3 separate regions of the Mus musculus genome follow, and regions 1 and 2 are each linked to region 3. A link is a loop called in an ENCODE intact Hi-C map of the cell type or tissue named here. Cell type or tissue: left cerebral cortex. All regions are shown on one strand.

Region 1 (8,000 bases), 310 kb before region 3:
AAAGCTATCACAACAGTAAAAACATCTTAGGGGCTTGCCCAAAGCCACTCAGAAGGGATGAGTTTGGCACCCCGATCAAGCCCTGGGTACAAAACCTGCTTGTTTCTTTTTTTGTCACCATATAAATCAACTCTTCTTAAGGGAATAATAGTTTATTCTGATCCAATTACAAATAGCCGTGATAGGTCAGAAAATGTGGATTCAAAGGATCTGAAAGGAACCATGGAAAGGTTACATGAACTTTTATAGTCACCAAAAAGAAAGTTATCAGACCACTTGTTTGCAAAGTACATAGATAGGGCCATCACGTTTATGGGCTACACCAAAGCAAGGAAATCGACTTAGATACTATCTTTGTCCTCAGTTCTAGGGTTAATGGAGGCTAGCCTTGTCAAGCTTATTTCTAGAGTTTTATCTAAAGGTTATGAGGAAGTCAGATAGAAGGTGGATAGCAAATGGAGCCTGGAAAGATAGCCAGAGGTCTCTTTGGCTCTTAACTGGCAACGGTCTCTTCATATTTAGAATGTTCTATTTAGCCAGGTGGGCAGTCTACAGGATCTCAAGCTCATTACATCATCATGCTTTTAAAGGACGTCCTGCAGCCAGGGTGGGGCTGCCAGGGCAGAGGTGCACAGCTGTGAATTAAGTCCAGACTGGAAAACCAAACTGCAGAACATACACGATCTGGTCCAAGTATATACTTGTTAGATTTTTCTCCCTCCCTCTCTCCCTCCCTTCCATTCTATTTCTTTTCTTCTCAGACTTACTTCGATTTCTGCTATAAAAAATATATGTGGTAGCCATAGCAGAAGTCTGGATCCTCTAAAGGAGCTCTGGTGTGAGTTTTCACAAGGTGGCCACAGTCTCTTTCCAGAAGTTGGGGGTAGCTGTAAGTCTTGGACATGGTTTTAGAGTCGGCCTTGGTGAAGTTGTCCAGAGTGGCAGAATAGCCCCTGGCTGGTGTGTATCAGTCATCAATACTGGCTATCAAAGCTTCCTGGGCACAGGAACAGAGATCATGCTAATGCCTCAGGTGACACAGAACCACTATGGTTGTCACCTTTCATGGGAATGGGGCTTGCCAATCTTTATTCCTACAGTAACCTCTCTGCAGAACGACCATGAAAATCTTGGCCAATATGGTTACCTCCTCGAAGGACCTAACACTAAGTCCAACTTGACCGTTGCAGCCCACATCTGCACGATCTTTAGAACAGCATCCTTTAGAGATGCTCTTAAGAGAATGTCAGTGGTCACAGAGTCCTCGATAGGCAGGGAGAATAGGTAGATCTCACCAAGGCCCTTGATCTTCGTGTTCTTGACCAGATGGCCCAGCTTGGAAATGGGGATCCTCTCATTGTCCTGTTTTAGCTCCATGAACCATGGGACCTCACCATGGCCCCTAAGATGGATAGCTGAGCCTTCCCGAGCCTGGGCCCCCAGTCCTCCTGTGGCACCTGCCATATTTCTGAGGAAGAAGCTGATGGCTAGTGGGTGTTTTGGGTTTTGTTGTTGGTTGGCTGGTGGCTTTTTTGAGACAAGGTCTTATGGAGCAGATGCTGGCACTGAACCTGCTGGGCAGCCAAGACTGCCTTGAAATCTGTACCCATCTCAAAAATGCAGGGATTACAACTGCGTGCCCCATGGTGTAATGGTGCATGCTTGTGATCCAAGTGCTCAAGAGGCAGTGGCAGGCAGATGTGTGTGAGTTCAAGGCTAACCTGGTCTACATAGCAAGTTCTTGGCCAGCCAGGACCGTATCTTGAGACCCTGTGTGGAAGAGAAAAGAATAATCAAACTTTAACATACACTCTGTCTGGCTGTTATAAAAAGTGTTTGCAAAGGCCCTGAACCAGGGTTTATAACCCCAGCATGTGGGAGGCAGCGGCAGAAGGGTCATAAAAGATTCTAGCCCATTTTGGGCTACATGAGACCCAGGTTGATCTCAAACTCATATCAGTCTCCCTCCTGCCTCAGCCTTCTACATGCTGTGATTACACATCGGGCTTAGTTTTGTCTTGTTGGGTCTCTCTGATGGTTTGAGGCCCCACCCCTTTGCAGGAAGGGATTGCCACTCCAGATGAAATGCTTAAGTAACATTCTTGATAAATCATTGGGATTAAGATGTGTTCTGGGGAACCAGTCTACCGCCCACCCACTTGACTGCCAGTCAAGAATCTAATGTTCTTTAAACATTCTTGCATCTAGTCTATCATTGATTACATAACCAGCTCCCTTAGAGCTGGGGACGTCCTGCAGGCTCAGCATGCAGGAGGCAGGACCGAAAAGCACAGCTTAATCTCCAAGATTCGAGTTCCTCCTGGGCCCCAGCCAGAGGTTTTAGGATGCTTGGCCGTCTACAGAACGGAGAGAAGCAAAACACTGCAGAGAGATCTTGACCTACACATGGGGAGGCACTTGTGAAATAAGTTTTTACAGATAACTTAATGCAATGAAGAATCACAAGTATGACCATGAGGAAGAGTGTGTACAGTGTGATGGGGTCAGGGTTCAAAGGGTACAAAGGCTCCCACACTGACACCCGTCAGGTGGGCGCTGGTTTGCTCCTCCTATGGTGTCTGTTCTGATAAGCTAGCCCAGTAGCCCCGTCTTACTGGTTTCACTACCGTCTGGCTGATGGTGAGCATTTTTCCATTGTCCCTGGGTGGTCGGTGCCTTTGGGAACTTCTGCCTCTCTAGTGTCTTTTTGACTGATGATAATTTCTCAGTTCCAATTACTCATCTATTACTCCTCCCACATTTCTGGAAACCTGTAGCATTCTCACCCTGTTTACAGTGCAGGCACTGGGCAACACCTGCATACCCTTTTTGTTGTAACCAGGGTTATCCTTGTCAATAGCCTTGTTTACAGTGCAGGCTCTGCATCAGCCTCCCGGGGAGCTTGAGATTACAGGTTCATGCCGGTGCCTCCAGCCCCTGGTTTTCCTTTTGGCATTGTCAGAGGATCACTGATCGAAGCTGGAGGGTAAAGAGTGAAGCCACTTATATTCACCCCAGCCTTCCCCTTCCCCACCCTCCTTTGTCTTCCATAAAAGTTCTCGGCTCAAACGTTCGTTTTATCCAAACTAAAATTGCAGAAGTTTTTCTGTACACTTTGCCTTTCCCTAAGTGTCTGATTTGCATGTATTTATTATTCCAGGTTGGCGACAGAGATGATTCCAATCTTTATATAAATGTGAAGCTGAAGGCTGCTGAAGAGGTAAAGCCAAGAACAGGGATGCTGGCATCCTTCTCACTACCTCCCCAGGTCCCGTTGGTAACCCCTTCGCCCTGTGTGGCCCTCCCCACAAAACTAATTTAACTATTGGGCAAGGCAGAGTCAGGTGACCTAGCCGGCTGATTTCTCCCTGTGTGGTTCTCATTGATGGTTTTCTTCCCTGAGAGGCAGGTGAGAGGCTGCGGAATGGTGTTGAATGTGATGGTGACAAAAGGGCTGATTCTCCACACACAGGGCAAAATGACACCCGATACTCCATTGCTTCAGTCACACTCCTTCAGAGAGGCAGGCTGTCTTAGTTAAGGTTTTACTGCTGTGAACAGACACCATGACCAAGGCAACTCTTATAAGAACAACATTTAACTGGGGCTGGCTTACAGGTTCAGAAGTTCAGTCCATTATCATCGAGGAGAGAGCATGGCAGCATCCCGATAGTCATGGTATAGGAGGAGCTGAGAGTTCTACATCTTCATCTGAAAGCTGCTAGCAGAATACTGACTTTCAGGCAGCTAGGATGAGGGTCTTAAAGCCCACACCCACAGTGACACACCCACTCCAACAAGGCCACACCTTCAAATAGTGCCACTCCTTGGGCCGAGCACATACAAACCATCACACAGGCCCAGATCTCAGGTTCTCATACCATTTCCCTGTTTCTTGTGTTTATTTCTGCAGATTGGGATCAAAGCCACTCACATTAAATTACCAAGAACATCCACAGAGTCCGAGGTGAGCGTGTGGATGCACATGGCGAGGTGTCTCCCTGTCTGCTTGCTTTGGTGGGACTTCAGGGGCTGAGATACACTTTGCAGACAGAAAATATTTCTTTACAGCCTTTCCTTCCTCCTTTCAGTGTCTGTGATTAATTAGTACAAATCAACTGTGGCACTACTTTTAGGTGTTAAAATATGTCATCTCCCTGAACGAGGATGCCTCTGTGCACGGATTCATAGTGCAGCTGCCTTTAGATTCAGAGAATTCCATTAACACTGAGGCAGTCATCAATGCCATTGCACCCGAGAAGGATGTGGATGGGTGAGTGCTCCCCGTTGGCTTTATTTAGAGCATGATTCTATTCTGGAAGCATAGCGTGTTTGTTTCTAGAGGACAGAGGCTCCACTCCTTCCTCCTAATTTGACTGTTTTAGGTTGACGAGCGTCAGTGCTGGGAAGCTCGCCAGAGGTGATCTAAATGACTGCTTCATCCCATGCACACCCAAGGGATGCTTGGAACTCATCAAAGAGGCAGGTAAGAGTGAGGGAAACCAGCAGGAAAATCGTGAAGACTCGCCTCTGCCTGCCAAACCCTGGGACTGCAGGTGTTTTCACAAGTACACTGGCTCTGCGCCGATTTCCTTAGCTGTTAGTTAAACTTAACTACAGCATGTGCACTCCACAGGGCTGGAGAGACAGTGCAGCATTTTCTTGAGCTTCTTTGTGAATCAGGACCACTACGACCCACTTCCTCTGTATTGCCACGTATCTAGAAAGCTCTTTCTTAGGAAGCTTTGCCTTCCTGTTGGCTTCAAGAGAACTTGCCTCAAAACCAAGGATTCAGCCCCCTGCACTGAAAGCAAAAAGAAGCAAACAAACAGACCAGAGAGAGTTGTTTCCTAAGAGATAGCAGAACCAAGATTTGAACCCAGGGTTGTGTATATTCAAAGCAATTTATTTTGGGGGTGGGACTCCTAAATGCCAATGAGAATTCTGCCAGTACAAAGTGAGTAATGTTGTGGGTTCCTGCCCCTGGAACCAGCCCCAAGTCAACTGTGGTTCCAACACTAGACAGATGGCTGGAGTGGATCTTGTGAACATTCACCCCACATTACTTCAGTACATAGCTAGTACCTTTGTATTTTAGTTTCCTTATAAATACTTTTAGCAGAGTTTATTTTTTGCACAGAAACGAGTCCTGTTAGAAAGAAGCAGGTCAGAAGTTTCAAGGGAGGCATTTGGCCAGAGTTAGTAATGAAAGTTGTCTGTGGTTGGCCAGCAAAGGCCAAGCCAGAAGCCTTGACCCAGCTGTGATAGTTCAGAACTACAATTTATATTCTTCAGTGTGTTTAGCCAATATTTATTACAGCTTTATAGGAAAGAGTCCCATGAGCTATTACACCCGTGACTTCCTGGTGTCCCACAAGCTACTGTTGCCTTAAGGTAGCTTCAAATCTTTGCTGAGTCTTAATTAGTAAAGTTGTCATTGGTCAATTGATTGGGTGATTTGCAGTGCTGAGAATGAAAGCCAGGGGCTCCAGCATGCTTGTCAGTTGTTCTGTAGTTGACCTATCCATTCAACCCAGCAATGGACTTGTCAATTCGTTCAAACTTCAAGGACTTCAATTCTAGTGTAGTCATGGTGTTAGCATTCTCTAAGTGCTGGTCTTCTGATGAAGTTGGTTCTTTTTCAAAGTGTGGTTTAAATCCCAAGCAAGGGTTCATAGCTTTTCAGCCTTGCCAGGGTAGAGTGGCCAGGCAGAGTATTTCGGAGCACTCTGCTCCTTTCTGTCTGGGCGGCCCATTTCAGGCCCCTCCTGGTAACGGGGTAACCCTGTGCAGCTTTCTCCCTGTTCTCTTCTCATGTTAGACAGACGGTCATAGCTGCATCTCACAGGCCAGAGGGCGAGGGAGAGACTTGTCACCTCTGTAGGATTCAGGTTTCAGTTCTAAAAAGCACCTCAAGGCCTGCCTGTGCTCTAGAGAGGATGTTCAGGGCAATCCAGGCCAGCTAGTGTCTCAAAAGAAGCACAAGCCTGGGGCAGTTCCATGGAAGAGCCCAGGCATAGCGTGTGTGAGTGAGGCCTTGAGTTTGGTCTTCAGCACTGGGGTGGGGGGATGTTGGCAAAGTGCCAGGAGTGCAGGTGCTGAGTCAGCGAAAGGCTTTCCAGCCACTTGCAGTTCCTATTATCTCTCCCCGGGAGATAACCCTGTGTTCAGGCCCTAAGCCAGACAGAACTTTGGATGAGAAACTGTATGAATAAACTCACTGAATCTGGGGAGTCGTACTGATACTAATCTGATTCTCTCCTTTGCCCTGACCCTGTTCCAGATGCCGTAGTTTTCATGACTGTTTTGCCCGCGTAGTTTAGTCTGATAGCTACTTCCATATGGCTGTTAGCTGTGTGTTGAGGTTTCTTTTTTGAGTGTAGGATTTCTTCCCACTCCCTCATGACTCAATGAACAGATCTTGGCCTAAGCGGAACCCCAAGCCCTACTGTAGGAAGGACAGTGGGCAGGTCCCAGGCTGAAGCTGGAGCTGAGGCTGTGCTTGGCGTAGGAGCGTTCTTAGGAAGATTTCTGTCGGATGCAGACGATCTGCTTCTGTGCACTTTTGCTGTTTTCCATCTGGGTGGTGTGTGAACGAGGGCAGCTGCTTCTCCATCTCTAATGTGTGCTGGCTTCTCTTCCAGGGGTGCAGATTGCCGGAAGGCACGCGGTGGTGGTTGGTCGAAGTAAGATAGTTGGTGCACCCATGCATGACCTCCTTCTGTGGAACAATGCCACGGTGACCACCTGCCACTCCAAGACTGCCAATCTGGACAAGGAGGTAGGCAATCCAGGGTAGCGTAGACGTCCAGCCTGTGTGCACGCGTGGGGACATTAGCTCTCTAACCCCAGTAACTGTGCTGTGCTTCATGTCTCATTGTCCAAGAGGAAGGGACAAATTCAAATCACAAGCTTGCCAGCATTGATCCAGATCTTTCTGACATTCTGACCATGCACTTTCTACACCAGCATGCCCTGTGACAGACAGGGTTTAGCAGTGGAATTATGCCATTTACAGGTCTCCCGGGCAGGTTGTTGGCCTTGGATGGAGGTACTCCAGACGAGGTTGAACAGTGGGCATCTCTCGCTGTCCTTTGTTTTATTATTGTTAGACTGGGGTTGAACTCCTTAGAATAGGCAGAATTTTACCACTGAGCTACATTCTTAGCTTCAGCAGCTTATTCTTGATCCTTACGTTGGATCCCTGAGTCCAAAATGTCACATGGCTGTGTCCTGCGGGCAGAGAACAAGATGGAGGCCTGGTACCCCCTCTTTAATATTCTCAAACTGTCCTGGGTTGATGGTGGGAGCAAGTGCCTTCCATAAACGAGGGTTCCATCACTAGGAATGTTGTCCTAAGTTTGGCTCCAAATCTGTGCTCTCTTCACCCTCACTGGTTCTCATTGCCTTTCCTGTTAGGGAAAATACCTAGAGAAGGGGGCTTCTGGCATGTGTAGGATTGAGTATGGCATGGGATTGGGCCAGCAGAAACTCTGGTTTGCATTTGAGGCCTTACCCAGTATCCCTGAAAGTGTTACTGATAATTAAAGATGTTATATCACAGCTCATGATTTTCCTTTTTGTGTCTCTGTGTGTGTGTGTGTGTGTGTGTGTACATGCATGCATGTGTGTGTATTTGCGTGTTTTGATTATTTAATTTCTGAAGTCTAGATCCCTCCCCTCCTTAGGTAAATAAAGGAGACATTCTGGTGGTTGCCACAGGCCAGCCTGAGATGGTGAAGGGGGAGTGGATCAAGCCTGGGGCTGTGGTCATAGACTGTGGGATCAATTATGTTCCAGGTGAGTGGTGCCAGACAGAGAACCAACTGCAGCACATTTTATGTCAAGTACCCGGGCTCAGTGAGCCTGCTGTGAGGAGGTTGTCTGTGTGCTGTCCTGCCTGGGGTCAGAGGTGTGGCTCCCCTCTGCTCTGCTAATCCTCAATTGACTTTGTACAGAGAGAGTGGGAGAGGGGGCAGCTGTATCATAGCTTATTTGTT
Region 2 (8,000 bases), 340 kb before region 3:
AAATGGCAGTTCTACCTGCCTAGTCACTCAGGCCAAGTCCTTGCTTTCTCTCTCACACTCCAAGCCCCCCTCTGAGTCCGGTTTCTCTCACACCAGATGCCCAGAGAAACTTCTCTTACTACACTTGTAAGCAGGGCACTTAGACTGAGCGTGGGGAACATTGGTTGTGTGCTTGCCTAGCACGTGTGTTGTGTGAGTTTCAACCTTCCACAGTGTAAGTAGACAAAAAACAAAACAAAAACATTAAAATATCATTTCCCATCCCCTTCTGATATGAGCACCTATCCTTTTAGTGCCCTCTCCCTCTCCCCCCTCCCTCTCCCTCTCCCTTCCCCTCCCCTTCCCCCTTCCCCTCCCCCTCCCCCTTCTCCTCCCCCTCCCCTTCTCCCTTCCATTCCTCCTCCCCTTCCCCCTCCCTCTCTCCCTCTCTCAGTTCCTTGGTTTTTCCTTTTGTTGTTTTTCAAGAAAAGATTTCTTTGTGAAGCCCTGGCTGTCCTGAAACTTGCTCTGTGGACCAGGCTGGCCTTAAACTCAGAGGTTCACCTGCCTCTGCCTCCCTGGTGCATACTACTCTGCCCGACTGTGGTGGATTGAAAGCCCTCCAAGCTCAGATGGTTGGATACTTTGTTTCCCAGTGAGTGGAAGATTAGGAAGTATTGTTGAAGAAGGTATGTCCCTGGGAGAAGGCTTTGAGGTTTTAAAGCCTTTTGCCTTTTCCTGTGAATTATCTGCTTCCTGTTAGGGGTTTGACATGTGAGCTCATCACTGCTGCTCTCATGCTTCCTGTGATAGTGATGGACCCTCTGGAACCATAAGCCCCAAATAAAACCTTCTTTCTATAAATTGCTTTGGTCATAGTGTTTTATCACAGTAACAGAAAAGTTACTAACACACTGGCTCATCTGACTTTTTTTTTTAATAGCATGTCTTTGGGCTAGGGGTGTCACTTAGCAACCAGTGTAACATTTGCCCACCGAGTACAAGATCTTAGCTTTTGTCCCTAGCGCAGAAAAATAAATAAATAATAACATGGCTATTCTTTCATCTCTAAAATTACATATTTAATCGATGTTTGTATCCTCCACCAGAATATAATTTACTGTGATGCTCAGCTCTCTCAGGTGCTGTCAGCATTTGGAGCAGAATTATTGTCAGGAAATGGCTGTTCAACAGTTACTTGCTCGATGAATGAATTTTACAGGTTATACAGAGCTGAAAACCAGTCTGCTTAGAGGGCAGAGGCAATACCTTAGGGATGAGGCATCAAGGTTCGGGGCCTAACCTAGTCATAGCTTTGTGCCTTGGGCTTATGGGCTTAAGACCATTTCCCTACCTGTTAAATGAGGCTTGGGCCTCTTTCTCACCAACAAAGTAGCTAAATTAGTGAAAATCTTCTTTGAAATCCAATATTCAGAAACACTAACTGCAATCTATGAACCATTTTCTTGCATTTAAAAATCCCTGGGGACTGGAGAGATGGCTCAGCGGTTGAGAGCACTGACTGCTCTTCCAGAGGTCCTGAGTTCAAATCCCAGCAACCACATGGTGGCTCACAACCACCCATAATGAGATCTGACACCCTCTTCTGGAGTGTCTGAAGCCAGCTACAGTGTACTTACATATAATAAATAAATAAATATTTAAAGATAAAAGGGAAAGAAGAAAAGAAACCTTATTTGTGTATGTATAATTTGTGTGTGCAGGAGCCATGGATGTCAGAAGAGGAAGTTGGGTGGCCTAGAACTGGAGTTGTAGGTGGTTATAGTCTGCTGTGTGGGTGCTGGGAACCAAGCCTGGGTCTTCTTCAAAAGCACCAAAAGCTCTTAACCACTGAGCCAGAACTACTTTCTCTCTTTTTCTTTGCTTTAATGCCAGCACTCAGGAGGCAGAAACAGGCAGATCTCTGTGAGTTCCAGGCCAGTTTGGTCTACAGATCAAGTTCCAGGACAGCCAAGGCTACACAGAGAAACCTTGTCTTTAAAAAAGCCCCCCCCCAAGAATAGTAAAGGAGGGGCTGGAGCTGTAGTTTATTAGTAGAACTCATGTTTAACCATAGTAGAAGCCCTGGGTTGGATACCCCCCCCCAAAAAAAACCCCAACCAACAATGAAGACAGTGTCAATTTTCTAATTATATCATGGTGACAGTTACACAGCTCTGTAAATGTAAACATTGTAAACTAAAAACCATACACTTGCATTCTTTAAAATGGGAAAATGTTTCTTTCAGTCTACATATTAGACTTGAGTTAAACTGCTAATGAAATAAAACAGAGATTATCTAACTATATATGGATGTAATGTAAAACAATCCCAGATTTCAGGCAAAAGTCACAAACTAAAATACACACATTAGTACAGGAAAAAAAAAAAGCCCAACAACAACAAATTCAGTGCAAACTGTGCCCTGGCATGGGGGAACTTAGCTGCTGGTAGAAGCCCCTTGCCTAGCTAGCATGCCAGGCCCTGGGTTAATTCCTAGGGCAGAAAGGTTGGGGTGGGGGGTGGGGGATGGGAAGTGGGGGTGGGGGCAGCCACATGTCCTGCCATTGGTTGAAACAAGCCACTCTAACAATGGTTGCTAAATCCATAGCCATGTGGTGATGTTCTAAGGAAGGACTTATCTGTAGAACAATGTGGGGAAACTGTAGCCAGACAACGGTAATGTTGGGAAGGAGCCAAAGAAACTTATTCTAAAAACTAACATTTTGTTTACAGATTAGCATTTATAGGGAAAAACTAAATCCAATGTACCAGGCCCTAGGGCAGCTTGGGACTTCCCTATAGCTGAACAGCTTCTGCTGTGAACAGCTGTCTGAATCCAGACATCTCAGGGACAGCTTGTAAGGAGGCAGTTGTCTGAATCCAGCCATCTCAAGGACAACTTCTCCATCTTGTTGGCAGGGTCAAACAACCTAGGAGCGAACACCTACCCCACTTCTCCAAATGTTTTCTTAACTGTCTGTTAACAGGTAAAGAATATAGAAATTGCTGTTTTTCTAAACCAAGGTACATATGTTATAAAAATATATAACCAATCACCTGTCCTGCTCTAGTTAACTACATGCAGCTGATCAGCTCCTTTGTCCCCTTATCACTCTGAGCTCCAGACCTAAAGTTCAGGAGAATGAATTAAGGACCTTGAAGTCAGGTCCCTTGGATTCACCCAGTCTCCAGCGGGTACTCCCTTGCTTAAGCCAAAATGTCAACCAAAATACAATTGGATAACACTGCAGCTCACCCCAGCTCACCCCAGCTCACTTCTCACTTTGTGTTCCCATCCTTTTAAAATGTTGTACAGTATCCTTCCTGGGACATGTTTCAGGTCCTGAACTGGCTGCCTTCCTGAGCGCTCAGAGAATAAAGCTTTCATTTTTAAGCTTCCTGAGTCTGAAATAAGTTTTCTCGGCTTGTACCTCGAACCCAACAGTAAGAATCCAGCCCAGTTCCAGCGGCAGAAAAAGCAAAGTCAAGGCAGTGGCTCTGATGTATTCCTCTACCACCAGGCTCCCGAGGACATGGCCAAACTCATTTCTGCACCAGGGCAAATGGGGAGGGATGCCAGCCTTGCTGGCATCTAGCTGATGAACAAAGTAGTCTCTGCTTCAATACTGATTTGGTCCGCTGAGACCAGAGGATCACTCGTCCTGAACTCTGCTCCCTTCACGCTGATGAAGCCCCACGCTTCTGCTCTGAGGTCCCTCTTAGCTGCTGGGCTGAGCCTGCTTTTGGGCTTCAACCCTGGGAGGATAGCAGGTTTTAGTTATGGAAGGCTGGGTTCAGTAGTAGCGAACTTGTCTCTATGTCAAGGCTGTGGATTGATCGTCCCTGCTGTTACTAGAATTGCGAGCCAGACCCTGGGCTCTGAGAATCTAATAAACCAGGTTAGTCACCATCCTTAATAAGTCGATTAAACAAGTAATGGTAAGATATAGAAAAAGGAGATTTATTCAATACGGCCACATTGGGAAGAGGGACAAAGAGAAGTCTTATCTTCTGAGTTCTAATATGAAACTGAGGTTTAAGTAAAGAGTCAGACTTGATATAGAGTTGAACAGTGAAGGTCGAGGTGTGGACCTGTCCATTACTGTCTTGGCTTCAGTCCTGCAAGGTGATCTCTGAAATCTCTTTCCCCGGAAACAAATTTCTACTCTGGCTGGTGGAAAAGCAATTCCCTGGAGTGCTTCCTCCGCAGATGGCTAACCAGAGGGACACAATTGCCTCGTTAAGGATAGCCTCACTCTTGCTAGGAGGGTAACAGAGAGGCAGTTATCCCAGGTGTTCCCCACCACACTCTGAAAGCTAGGGCCTATGACAACGTGGAAAGCCGCATTGCCTGCTCCAGGTCAGTAGCCGGAATCAGCTTAAGGCCTCCAAGATCCTGCCCGGAGAAGCCAGTACGATCCAAAATCACACTGCTTTGCAGGACTCTGTCGCCGCAACCTAGGTCACGCAAACTTGCTCAGACAGGCCCATTCCTGCCCGGACTCCGCCCAGTTCCACCGCGCCCCCTACACACTATCTCTGATTGGCTAAAAGCGAGGCGGGAAGCTCCCGGCTCATCAGAGGCGGGCTCCACACAGGCTCTTTCCGCAGCCAGTCATTGCCGCCAACCAGTCTTTGGTGACAACCCTCTTGCTGCCTGGGCCCACCGGCTCCCGCAGACGCTCCTGGGCCTCCTCTGTCAGCGGGTCACGACGTCTTTCCGGGTCGCCTGCGCACCTTCGCTGCTGAGCGCGACGCAGGCGCACTAGCTGATTTCTCCCGGGAGGTCCCTGAGCACGTGGGTTGTGCTGTCCTGCGCGCGCGGAGCGACTGGAACCTGATTTTTGCTGGTGTTCACCGTGGGTGGCAGACTAGCAAAGGCCATGGCACCAGCGGGAATCCTGAACGGGAAACTGGTTTCTGCGTAAGTACTTGCCAGTGATAGTGGTGGTGGGCTCAGAGCAGGGCGTGCAGATCCCCAAGCGCCTGGGCTCTGCAGGAGAGGTGCTTAGATGGGGTTTGCGGGAAGAGAGGACATCGACACGGGCTCCTAGAATCTGAAGACTGGTTTCCTGAAGCCAGAGAAACACATGCCCGGCCCAATGTGCAATTGCAATAGACTGCCTGGGGTGGCTGCATTCCTAGGTTTGGCGGCAAGTCCTGACCTGACCTTGTTCTCAAAAGTGTAGCTGCTGGCATCATTCTGCCTAGACACGGGCTACCTGAGGAGTCCAACCTCAGAAACCCAGCATAGCCGCTTGTCTGGCAATTTGGTGGTGATTCGGTTGTGGCAAGATTTGACACGGGTGATTGGTCAAATCAGAGAGAGGGTCTCTTTCTAATTTTTTGTTTGTTTGTTTTCTGACAAAGGGTCTCTCCACGGAGCCCTGGCTGTCCTGCAACTTACTCTGTAGACCATGCTGATCTTGAACTCACAGAGATCCCCTCCTGCCTCTGCCTCCTGAGTGCTGGGATTAATGGCTTGGGCTACCACACCTGGCCTAGAGGGTTTCCTCTAATTCAGCGCATTCCTCATTACACCAAATGCTGTCTTTTTTTCTCTTTCACCCCGCCGGCTTCACTTCCAAGGTATCGCACAGGCAAGGCAAGCGCCGCACCACTCAGCTACTACGCCAGCGCTCGCTTGCTCTACCCTTTAACAGCCTACCTATCCGTCCTGGCGCTAAAGTTACTTTTCAGTTTGGCTCTTGTGTGCTGACCCTATTCCATATTCCGTCAGACCACCTGTTCTGGCCGTGCAGATTTAAATGCTTAACTAGTGGGAATGTTTGCCAAGTGTCGTCCCAGAGAGTAGCACCCTTTTGCTGTTTGGGAGAGAGGGCTGGGAATTGAGCCCCTAAGTGTGGAGCCCGAAAGTGTGCATAACATCTGGGCTACATTCCTTGCTTTTTGTTTAGGGAGTGAGTGTTGGGGACTGCTGAGGAGAGAGAAAGGTCTGTTTTTGTGAACTTGCTGAAGGTTGCTTTTCCGACATTAGGTATCTGGTTATTTATTAACTGCTGGGGCTAGCAGTAAGTGTCCAGTAAACACTTGGTTTTGTCACAAGAGACCTTGAGAGAATGATGGTGAAGCCTACTCTAGAGTAAAGAGAGCTTTTGTTGAAGATTGCGAAAAAAGAGGAAAAATATAAATTAAATGGTGAATCTTGCACTAAGGCAAGGAAGAACTCCAGATTTTTGGACTAGAAATCATAATATATACAAGTTCTTTTCTTTCTTTCTTTCTTTTTTTTTTTTTCCTTTTTCTTTTTTTAAAAGACAGGGTCTTAGGTAACCCAGGCTTGCCTCAAACTCAAATGTATCTGATTCTGGCTTTGAACTGCTGATTCAGTGCTTGCTTATACTTCCAAGGGCTGAGATCACAGGTCTGGACCACTACATCAGACTTTTGTTTGTTTGCTTGTTTTTCAAGCCAGGGTTTCTCTGTGTATCCCTGGCTGTCCTAGAACTCACACTGTAGACCAGGTTGACCTCAAAGAGATCTACTTGCCTCTGCCTCCTGAGTGTTGGGATTAAAGACATATATCACCATGCCTGCTTTTTTCCCCTTTCTTAAACCTTAATGTGGTGGCTGGAGAGGTGGCTCAGGGATTAAGGAGAGCACATCTTGTTCTTCCAGATAACTCAGTTCAGTTCTTAGCACCCTGTTCAGACCATTCACAACTGCCTGTAACTCCAGCTCCAAGGGAAAGATGCCTTCTGGGTACCCACGGACAGGCATGGCATACACTTATACACATACACATGCACAGAAATAATGTTTTTTAAAAAAAACTTACTAAGTATATTTTAGGTTAGTCACATATTATGGGATGCATATAGGTAGTAATAATGTATATGGTTACTAAAGTGACAAATGTAAATTATAAGACTTGCTAAGATGAACTTACTGGGCACAATCCTGGATACAGTAGTCTTTGATTACCCACAGTCCTCTGTTCTACCCACTCTTCCATATCTCCCACTTTGTATTCTTTGGGAAAAGTCTGGTTTCTTGCCATGCCCCGTCTTATTTCTAGCTGTGTGCTTGGATTTAACTTCCCAATGAATGCAATTATGTAGCATTTTTCTTGCAATGTCAGGGTTGTTTTTCAGCATAGTGTCTTCTGGTTCTGTCCATGTGACAGATCTCCTTTTTTAAGGAGTAATAATTTACAGTATGTCTAATTCTCTTTCTCTATTTGTCTGTTGAAGCCATGGCTATTCAGTGATAGAGGAACTGGCACCTGCAATGCCCTGGCTTCAAAAGACTCTGTAATGTCATAAGAGCAACCATTAATAAGGTCACAACCTAGATGGGTTGGTCCCATATTTTAGCTCTTGTGAATAATGCTACAATTGTTATTAGTGAACAGATTTCTTTACAAGGTTATAATTTAATTTTCTTTGGTTACTTATCCAGGAAAGGGATTGTTAGTTCTGGTAATTGTATTTTGTTTTTAATTTTTTTTTAAAGATTTATTTATTATTATATGTAAGTACACTGTAGCTGTCTTCAGACACACCAGAAGAGGGAGTCAGATCTTGTTACGGATGGTTGTGAGCCACCATGTGGTTGCTGGGATTTGAACTCTGGACCTTTGGAAGAGCAGTCGGGTGCTCTTACCCACTGAGCCATCTCACCAGCCCCTTGTTTTTAATTTTTAAAACCTGATTTGATTTTTAAAATTTTAAGTGGATACAGAGTCTGTACATATTCATAGGATACTTTGTAACATTTTTTAGTTACCATTTTTTATTTTAGTGTATCTGTGTTTTGTCTGCATGTATGTCTCTGTGAGGGTGTCAGATTGATTCCCTGGAGCAGGAGTTAACAATTGTGAACTGTCAGAGGGGTGCTGGTAATTGAACCTGGGTCTTTTGGAAGAGCAGACAGTGTTCTTAACCACTGAGCTGTCTCTCCAGCCCCATCATGTAATGTGGTGTGTGTGTGTGTGTGTGTGTGTGTGTGTGTGTGTGTGTGTTTGAAACAGTGTTTCCCTTGTGTAACCTTGGCT
Region 3 (8,000 bases):
TTCCATTTTTGTAGAACGGGCTTACTGCACGGACACATTACAAGCCATCTGGATGAGGGTGCTGAGCGAGTACTCTTCCGTAACCTTCAAATTGTCACTAAAGCCATAGGTCTCCCTCACCTTTAACTAAACTCTATCTTCCCCCAAAACTTGAGAAGTGATCCCCTTACCATATAAAACAAATGGAGTCCCTTCAGGTTCTGACAAGCCCTCTTCCTGTCACTTGGTAGGAACTTGTTAGATGGGGCAGGGGTTCTGATATCACCCATTGCCTGTCTCGTGGAAATGCTGTGCAGTTTACCTCTGTGTGGGCTCCCCGCAGACCAAGCCAAGTAAGGGAAGCAGGTCTGGGCTGTGGGGATTAGGTGCCAATGAAAAGGGAAAGGGTACCCCCATTTCCTAGCTGGATATCTCATACAGGGCCCCTTTGAGGCAAGAACAATAGGAGGATTTTCTGACTGGGTACCAAAGAAGGCAGTTTCACTGGGGCCATGAAGCTAGAGCATCATCCCTGTGGCTGACTGCTGGTAACCTCAGGATGAGGTGGGGAGGTGTCAGGCATCCCCAACGGGCACACAGGATGCTCTGAACATTGGGGAGGAGCAGGGAGGAATTGGGAAAGGGCAGGCCTTTTTCTTCTCATTGGGAGCTTAGCTGAGGGTACAGACACATCACTGGACGTAAAACTGAAGCTTTAAGATAAAACTGGGTACTTCCAACAGCTGCCACGGCTGGGCTCTGCCTGAGGGGGGTGCTATGGAATGTTAAGTTCAAAGGGGATGTTCAAAGGCAGTGGTCAGAAGACAAGAGAAGCTGGGTGTGTCCCCACCATATTGGTACTGCTTAATAAATAAGCTCTTAAGGACCAGGGTCCTGGTAAGATTTCATTCAAAGAAAAGGAAAGCTGGCTGGAAGCATTCGGAAACCTCTGACCAAACATTTCTATATTTAATGAGAAAAACGACGCTCAGAGGTTAATGGCTTTTGGGATGTTCTATAGTCAGTGGGTATACAAAGCAATTAGGAGTATGTACTACAGAATAGGGCAGGGCTGCATTTTATGCTATTCTTATTCCTTTGTTAGAATCCTTTGAGGGTTTGGCCAGGCTACTATGCTGTATGTATGCTGAAGAACTTATGTCTCAATGTTTGCCATGAGCAAGCGTGGTCCCCAAGGCTCCAAAGGCTCTGAAATGCCTGCACTGCTACTTTCTAGTGAGGAGAAAGAGCCGATGTGAATGGGATGGGACCTCAGACTTCAGTTTGGAGTCGCGTGGCCCCTGCAGCCTACCTTCTGCCTTGGATTGAAAGTTCTGGAGGCAGTCACCAACCCAAATGGGAAACCCCTTCTCATGGCCCACCTCTCAGCTCCAGCCTCAAGTATGGTGGGACTTTCTTATCCTCCAGGAGAGGGAACTCCATCCAGAGGGCAAAAGTGTGAGCACCATGCCTCTCCTAGAGACGAGCCAGGAGAGGGCTGGTGCCTGAGAGAAGATGTCACACCGGTGCCAGGCAGGACGCCACCAGCCGGTTACAACCTGCCTTCTGCTGTGCCTTTCCCAGGTTCTGCCCGCCTGCATTTGCTTCCTATGCTTTTAATTCTTTGAGAGAGTGGCCTTTAAAAATCAAGATACATTTAGCTAGGGCTGACTTCTTGCTGCTGCACACTAAGCAGAGACCTAACCCAGGCTGGAGCCTGGGTCTTCTGAGCAGACTTGGCTTCGTTACAAGTTAGCTTTGAAACACGGGGCTTTCCAGTAACGGCAAAGATTTCTTCTCTGGCTTTGGAGTGGATTTCAGCGCATCCTGCTTCCAAGCCCACACAGAGGTCAAGACCTGAGAGGGAGGAGCCAGAAATGAGGGTGGAGGTGGAAGGCTTTGGCTTCAGAAGTCCATAGTTTCCTCCTGGACAGGGGAGACACACAGATCTGCCGGGAGGAGGTGGATGCAGGAGAGGGTGGAGAGGTTCCCCGAGTTTGTCTTTTCTTCAGCTCCCAAGGAAGTCTGGCCAACTTCTGGAGGAGTAGGGCATGGGAAAGGGAAGGAAACCTCCTTCCTCAGCGACCCACCCCTCCCCCATAGGACTTGGCCCCTCTGTATCCTTTCTAACACCCAAAGCCCAGGCGTTGGGTCAGACAGACCTGGAATGAAGTCTGGGAACAGGCGAGAACCCAGCAAGTCACTAAACCTTCCTGATATGTCTGCTTGTAAGGCGGTACCCATGACCACTTTATGGGTGATCTGAAGCTTTTCAGAATAAGATAGGAATGTTGGCCGTTAGGATCCTAATCCTGCCAAACCCATCTGCCTCCCAGTTCTCCTGAGCTGTCATGGCCAGTGACTGTGTAGTCAGCCCGACCATCTCAAATACTCCTTTTCCTAGAGTATGGAGTTGTTCTCAGGATACCTTGGTGACCCTTAATGGGAAATTCTAGCTGCTTGCTGGCAGGCAAGGCCCCCCCCCCCCCCCCCCGCTACTTCCTCTGTTGTTTTCAGTAGGAATACTCCAGAGCTCCAGACAGGAGCAGGGGAACTGTGGCGACTGGGGAGAGCCCTTCAGGGCAGCTCAGACTTTGTTATGAAGCTCACAGAGCTTGATAATGGACTTGAGAAGGTGTCTTTGAAGTCACTAGCTAGGGCTGAGGACAACAAATGTTCCTAGTGGAAGGTCCTGGTAATTCATGGTAGGAGTTTTACAAAGATCTCACAGCTTTGTGAAGACTCTGAGGAAGACTTTACCTAGACCTGGTGAGCAGAAACAAAGCAGAAAGGGGGTTCTGATCCACTGAACAAAGTCCACAGGGAGTGAGAGGGAGCTGCCTCCTAGCTTAGTGTCAGTACTGCATGCAGTATGTCAGAGGTCTCTGGAATTCAGCTGAGATTAGAAATGTCCCCCGGGGTCTTTTACTAGCAGCTGGTGTCTCAAGGAGGAGGGGGACAGAGGTAGTGTTGGCAATGAAGACCTTATGAGGAAAGCAGGTCCCACCAGAGAAGGCTGGAGGTAGCAGGGACAGATGGAGTCCCCGCAAAGGGAGCCAAGAGGACAATTCTTGGACGTTTGGAGACTGTGAAGATGTCTTGGGGAGCAGCTGAATCAGCCAGTCCTACCAGAAATTAGAAAACTGGGATCCAGAAAGTTGAGGGACAACCTGGGGGTCACACAGTAGGTTAGCAGAGTCAGGGCAAGAGTCCACGCCATTATTTCTCTGCCCCCCAAGAAGGTCTTGCAAATTTGAAAGGGAGGCAAACCAAGCCCTTGAGGGTAGGCCTAGGCATGCAGGTGGTCAGGGAACCAAAGGAGCGCCCTGGGCTTAGCTCCAAATGGAATGGATTTGAGACCTGCAGTGCTGCTAAATGAGTTACTGCCTCTTTCTAGGCTTAGCAGCACCAAGGACTTCCCAGCAAACAGCTAGCTGAACGATGGCCCATCCAAAAATGGAGCCAGAGATCATGCTGGTGGATGCCTGGGGACAGAAGGACCAATGGTAGTGGTGGCACATGCCTTTAATCCCAGCACTCAGGAAGCAGAGGCAGACTGATCTGTGTGAGTTTGAGGCCAACTGGGTCTACAGAACAAGTTCCAGGACAGCCAGGGCTACAAACAGAAACCCTGTCTGTCTGCCTTCCTTCCTTCCTTCCTTCCTTCCTTCCTTCCTTCCTTCCTTCCTTCCTTCCTTCCTGCCTTCCTGCCTTCCTGCCTTCCTGCCTTCCTGCCTTCCTGCCTTCCTGCCTTCCTGCCTTCCTTCCTTTTCTTTTGAAAGGTTCCAAGGTTAAATAAACTAGGGAAGGGACAGGAAGAGGTGGCAGTTCCCTTGTTCTCCCTGGAAGCCTGCAGCGGTCTGAGGGGAGAGCCACTGCACTGTCAGGCAGAGGAGTCTCTGGTAGAAGTGCCAGAAGCCTCTAGTCAGGGCTCAGAGCTGCTTCTCATCCAGCAGAGGTGCATGTTAAAGACAGACAGGTTCTGCCTAGACACTGGGTGGAGGAGGTGGCCAAAGCCCCTGATGACTTCTATACACTCAGCCAGCAGGCTTTGATCATCAGGAACACTCAGGCTCTGCACCACTGAGGGTGTCCATCACAGGACATCACCCAGGGAGCCTGAAGGAGAATGTAGAGCTACCTGGAAGAAATTCTGGGGGTCAGGCTGGAAGGTAGTGCAGATGTCTAGGCCCTAAGAGGGGGCCAGCGGGCAGGGTGGGCCTGCAATAGGAGGACACACTGCCTGCGGTAGAGGCTGGTTTGCTGATTTGTTAAAACACACAAGAAGAGGTGTCTGATGGGAAGATGTGTGTACCAGCTGCTGGCACGATGTCTGAGAAGGGAATTGGCTGCTGATTGGGGGACATTATGGAAAGAAAAGACACTCAGAAGAGCCTTGTAGGACCTCCTGGGATTGAGGCTAAACAAGGAGAGACTCCTGGCTCCTGGGAGTCTTGGTGGAATCTTGACAGCCTTGCAAAGTCAAGTAAGTCACATAAGCTTGGCTTTTAAAGATGCATTTCCAGGATCAGCCAGCAGGGGGTGTGGGGGACTGCACACAGACCATTAATTCCACAGGCCAAAATACCCTGGCCCAGGACCACAGGGTCTTCCTAAAGATGCTCAGTGAATTACGATGGACCCATAAGCAAAAGAACCCTGCTGACAGAACTCTCCCTCTACTGTTAATGTTGGTGAGAGCCAGGGGCATGGATGGACCTCAGAACAGACTGCTTCATGTTAGCAGTGAGATGAGTTCTGGGACAGGAGCCTAGAACGTACATAGATGGAGTGTCAAGGATGGAGGCCTTGGGCTGGTTGCTGTCTACAACCGTGGTAATGTTAGAGTCCATATGAGGGAAGGTTCTTCTCAAAGATGAAGGGTTAAGGTAAGGATGACGGGACCTAACTGACCATGTGCTAAGCACCAAGTTCTCTATGCACATTCTGTCTCGCAAGCCTCACAGGCTCTCTGTTTTACAGATTACGGGGAACAGGAAATCTGCCCACAGCCATATATCTAACAATGGAAGGTAGAAGATGGGTCTGCTTAGCTCCAAACACAATGCTTTTTCTATTCAGTCCAGGTGTGTTTATGTGCGCATAATACCGTGACTGCTGAAGAAAGTATCACCTGTTGGGTTCCCAGTCTAAATGAGATGTGCCCAGCTTACATCAGGCATGTGGCCAATTTGTTAAGGTGGTATGATCTGCTCTCTTCTCTGCTGGAAATGGGATTTGCACCACAAAAGACACACTGCTAGATGCTTTAGGCAACCAAACAGTGCCAGGTGAGGGCAGGGTGAGCAGCAACCCTAGCAGTTCGGGATGTTTATTCTCCCCAGTGCCTGACGTCTTGGCCCCTGGGCTGTGACGGAGAAGGGTTGTCTAGATAGCTTGCGAAGGGTACCTGAAAACAGTTGTTTGCAAGAGAAGAGAAAGAATCCGTTTGCTGAGTCGAAAAGCAGCCAAAGACATGCATGAGACCACGGAGCCTTGGGGTCGACAGTTCCCCCAAAGGAGAGGCTTTGCTGAACCAGAAGTGTAGGGTGGAGAAGGAAAGGCAGACTGGCATATGGCAGGCCAGGAGATGGTGAGGGGCTGCCAGGAGTGGGATTTGGAAGCAGAGAGGCTCAATCCTACACTCCAAGGGGCAACTGTTGTCTACTGAGGAGCTTGGGCAAGATAGAGGGAATATGGTTCATGGCACTGGACAAAGCAAAGGGAAGTGGAGGCTTCTCTTGGACACAGGAGGCCGCCTGACCCACTGCCACCAGAGAGCAAGCGAGGTGGTTTTCAATGTGTATGACCTGTGAGCTGACTTTAGAGGCCTGGACCCTGGCACTGTCAAGTAGGCAGTTCTCCACCCACTTCCCAGGTGCTCCCGAATGTTAGCTGAGTCTCATCCTGAGTCCATCGGTATTGGGGGACAGGGGACTGGAGAACATAGAGCTTGAAACAAGAAACTTGGGGGAGACTTTGCAGCAGAAGGACCAGGCATTAGCATCTGGCATAGCAAAGAGAGAGCTGGCCACACCCTGCTGTGTGTAACGCCCAGAAAGAGAGAAGGTTTCTCTAGGGAGCCAGGGCACAGTGCCAGACTGCAGGCAGACACACCCTTGCCACGCTGACTCAGGCATCCTGGGGAGAGAGAAACACGCCCAAGTTTGGGGCAAGGCTGACGTCTGTTTCAGGCAGAGACTGCCCATTTGGAACAAAGAGGATTTGCATTTGAGGCAAAATGTCTGAAAAAGCTGCTGTTTGGGGGTGTGGGAGGGGCAAGGACTGGGAAAGCTGTTTAGGCAAGAAGAAACAGCTGCTATCCCACTCGCACAGCATCCACCAACGTCAGAGCCTCACTGCTGGCTGCTGAGCAAAGCTGGCTGCTGGGGGCAACTGTGGCTGGAGCTATCAAGGCCTTGCCACAGGGGTGGCCATGGACCCCGAGATCCTGGTGCCTGCACAGCCCTTGGGGTACAGCCCCTCACTCACATGTGCTGGCTGCTCTCCCAAAGCCTCTGAGACAATGGAAGGAAGATCAGCAAGATTCAGATTACCCTGGCAGCCCTACTCTGACGATCAGCCTGTCTCAGGGGAAGTTGGCTGTGTGGCCATTCATGGAAGGTCACACTTAAAGAGTGGTGGCTGGGAACTACCCTGGGGTAAGATTCGTCCCTGCCAGACTGACCATGAGTAGCACCCACTCTGACACCGTCTGGAGTGGCTTTGATCCTTGGGGTCCCCCTGCACTGCACACTGGGCCTAGCCTGGGGACTTGGAGGCAGGAAGGGTAGGTTGGTTCCAAACTAAGACTGTTTCTCGTTACAGCCCCCAACAGCATCTGAGTCTTTCAGGGGTGTCACTCCTGTCATCCCAGCAGGGACAGTGTGACACAGCAGTGTGTAGGAAGAGGTTTTGAGCCTGAGGAAACTCACACTCTCTTTAACCCCATGAGAGCTTGCTCTCTTCTCTCCTAGGAGGAAACATCTTCCTACAAACACAACACTGGGCAGTCTGAGGAGCAATGCCTGGAAGATGAACATTCAGGAGAGGACCGGATCTTTCCCAGGGGAAGGGAAGCACAGGAGGCAGAGAGGGTGCCTGTCTCTTGCCAGAAAGTCCTCCTGCTTTACCCTCCGGCTGAAGGCCCCCTCAGGGCTCCACTTCTGGCATTATATAGGTTTGAACCTCAGTCCTTTCCTCAAAGAGGGACAAGGGCAAACACCCTAGGCTGTGACCTCTCCTTCCCCATCCTGATTTCACAGTAGCTTCCGGAATCTCAGAGTTAGGAGCAGATGGAAGGAAAATAGGAAAGCCATCCTCTCAGTCTCCCCCTTGGAAGGCTACGTCGCTGACTCGTGGGACTGTGGACTTTCTGTAACCTTACAAAAAGACCTTTATAAGGCAAGAGGCTTGGGGACGGGGAGAGGATTCCAAACCCACACAGGTTAACCAGAACCAAAGACCAGACCCCAGACATTCTGACTTCATCCCGAGTCTTGCTTCTTGTGATACCTTGTGTCTCTGGCTTGGCCTCACACTTACCTGTGGGAAGGGTCCGGCTTTTACCAGAATGCATTCTAACATGCAGAGGCGAGGGGCAGTAGTGGCAGTGCACAGTGATGGTTTGGCAGCTCAGTCATTGCATGTACACACACAGGAAAGGGAAGGCTGGATCAAGGCCCGCAGGGTGCCACCTATCCAGGCACTATCCAGGCAGGGCAAGGGGTACGTGGTGTTCCACTCCCATTCGTAACTCCAGCAGGAAGCGACATGCATTAGTAAGGGCTTTTACACGAAGCAATGTGGCATGTATCTAAACTACAGGACCCGACACCAGACTGCACAGATAGGACCAGCAGGAGAGCCATGGCACCCCAGGCCCATTCATGAGAAGGCACAGCATACAACTGAACCTTCCTGTGATGGGCCAGAGGTTAAGGGCAGTGAAGGGGGGCTGTAGTGAGCTGGGGAGGACCTCTCTGAAAGGAGGTTGGGCTTTCTGTCTGCATGGGCTCCAT

The links. Peaks named below come from ENCODE experiments on the same cell type or tissue, not always from the same donor. Only the 100,000 strongest peaks of a DNase experiment are listed, where the experiment ranks them.
Region 1: it touches region 3 in a loop (2.1-fold over the local background); 5 of 42 quality-filtered maps call a loop at or near these places.
Region 2: it touches region 3 in a loop (2.3-fold over the local background); 5 of 42 quality-filtered maps call a loop at or near these places.

What each region holds. Positions count from the first base shown.
Region 1 is chr12:76,276,244-76,284,243 of GRCm38, forward strand. It overlaps Mthfd1 (methylenetetrahydrofolate dehydrogenase (NADP+ dependent), methenyltetrahydrofolate cyclohydrolase, formyltetrahydrofolate synthase), which reads left to right. Exons shown (of 28, transcript NM_138745.2): 3 at 3,161-3,220; 4 at 3,914-3,967; 5 at 4,137-4,273; 6 at 4,386-4,486; 7 at 6,645-6,781; 8 at 7,689-7,800. Among named protein-coding and RNA genes, the nearest start is that of Gm40444, 4.3 kb to the left of the region's middle. In left cerebral cortex, no CTCF peak of the experiment used is centred here; DNase peaks (open chromatin) are centred at 4,478, 5,014 and 6,460; H3K27ac peaks cover 1,784 bases.
Region 2 is chr12:76,250,638-76,258,637 of GRCm38, forward strand. Mthfd1 (methylenetetrahydrofolate dehydrogenase (NADP+ dependent), methenyltetrahydrofolate cyclohydrolase, formyltetrahydrofolate synthase) reads left to right here and starts at 4,595. Exons shown (of 28, transcript NM_138745.2): 1 at 4,595-4,907. The coding sequence starts at 4,867. In left cerebral cortex, no CTCF peak of the experiment used is centred here; a DNase peak (open chromatin) is centred at 4,642; H3K4me3 peaks cover 2,023 bases; H3K27ac peaks cover 1,004 bases.
Region 3 is chr12:76,587,891-76,595,890 of GRCm38, forward strand. All of the region lies in intron 32 of Sptb (spectrin beta, erythrocytic), which reads right to left. Among named protein-coding and RNA genes, the nearest start is that of AI463170, 44 kb to the left of the region's middle. In left cerebral cortex, a CTCF peak has its summit at 4,534 (motif pointing right); DNase peaks (open chromatin) are centred at 4,242, 4,573, 6,178 and 6,826; H3K27ac peaks cover 2,422 bases.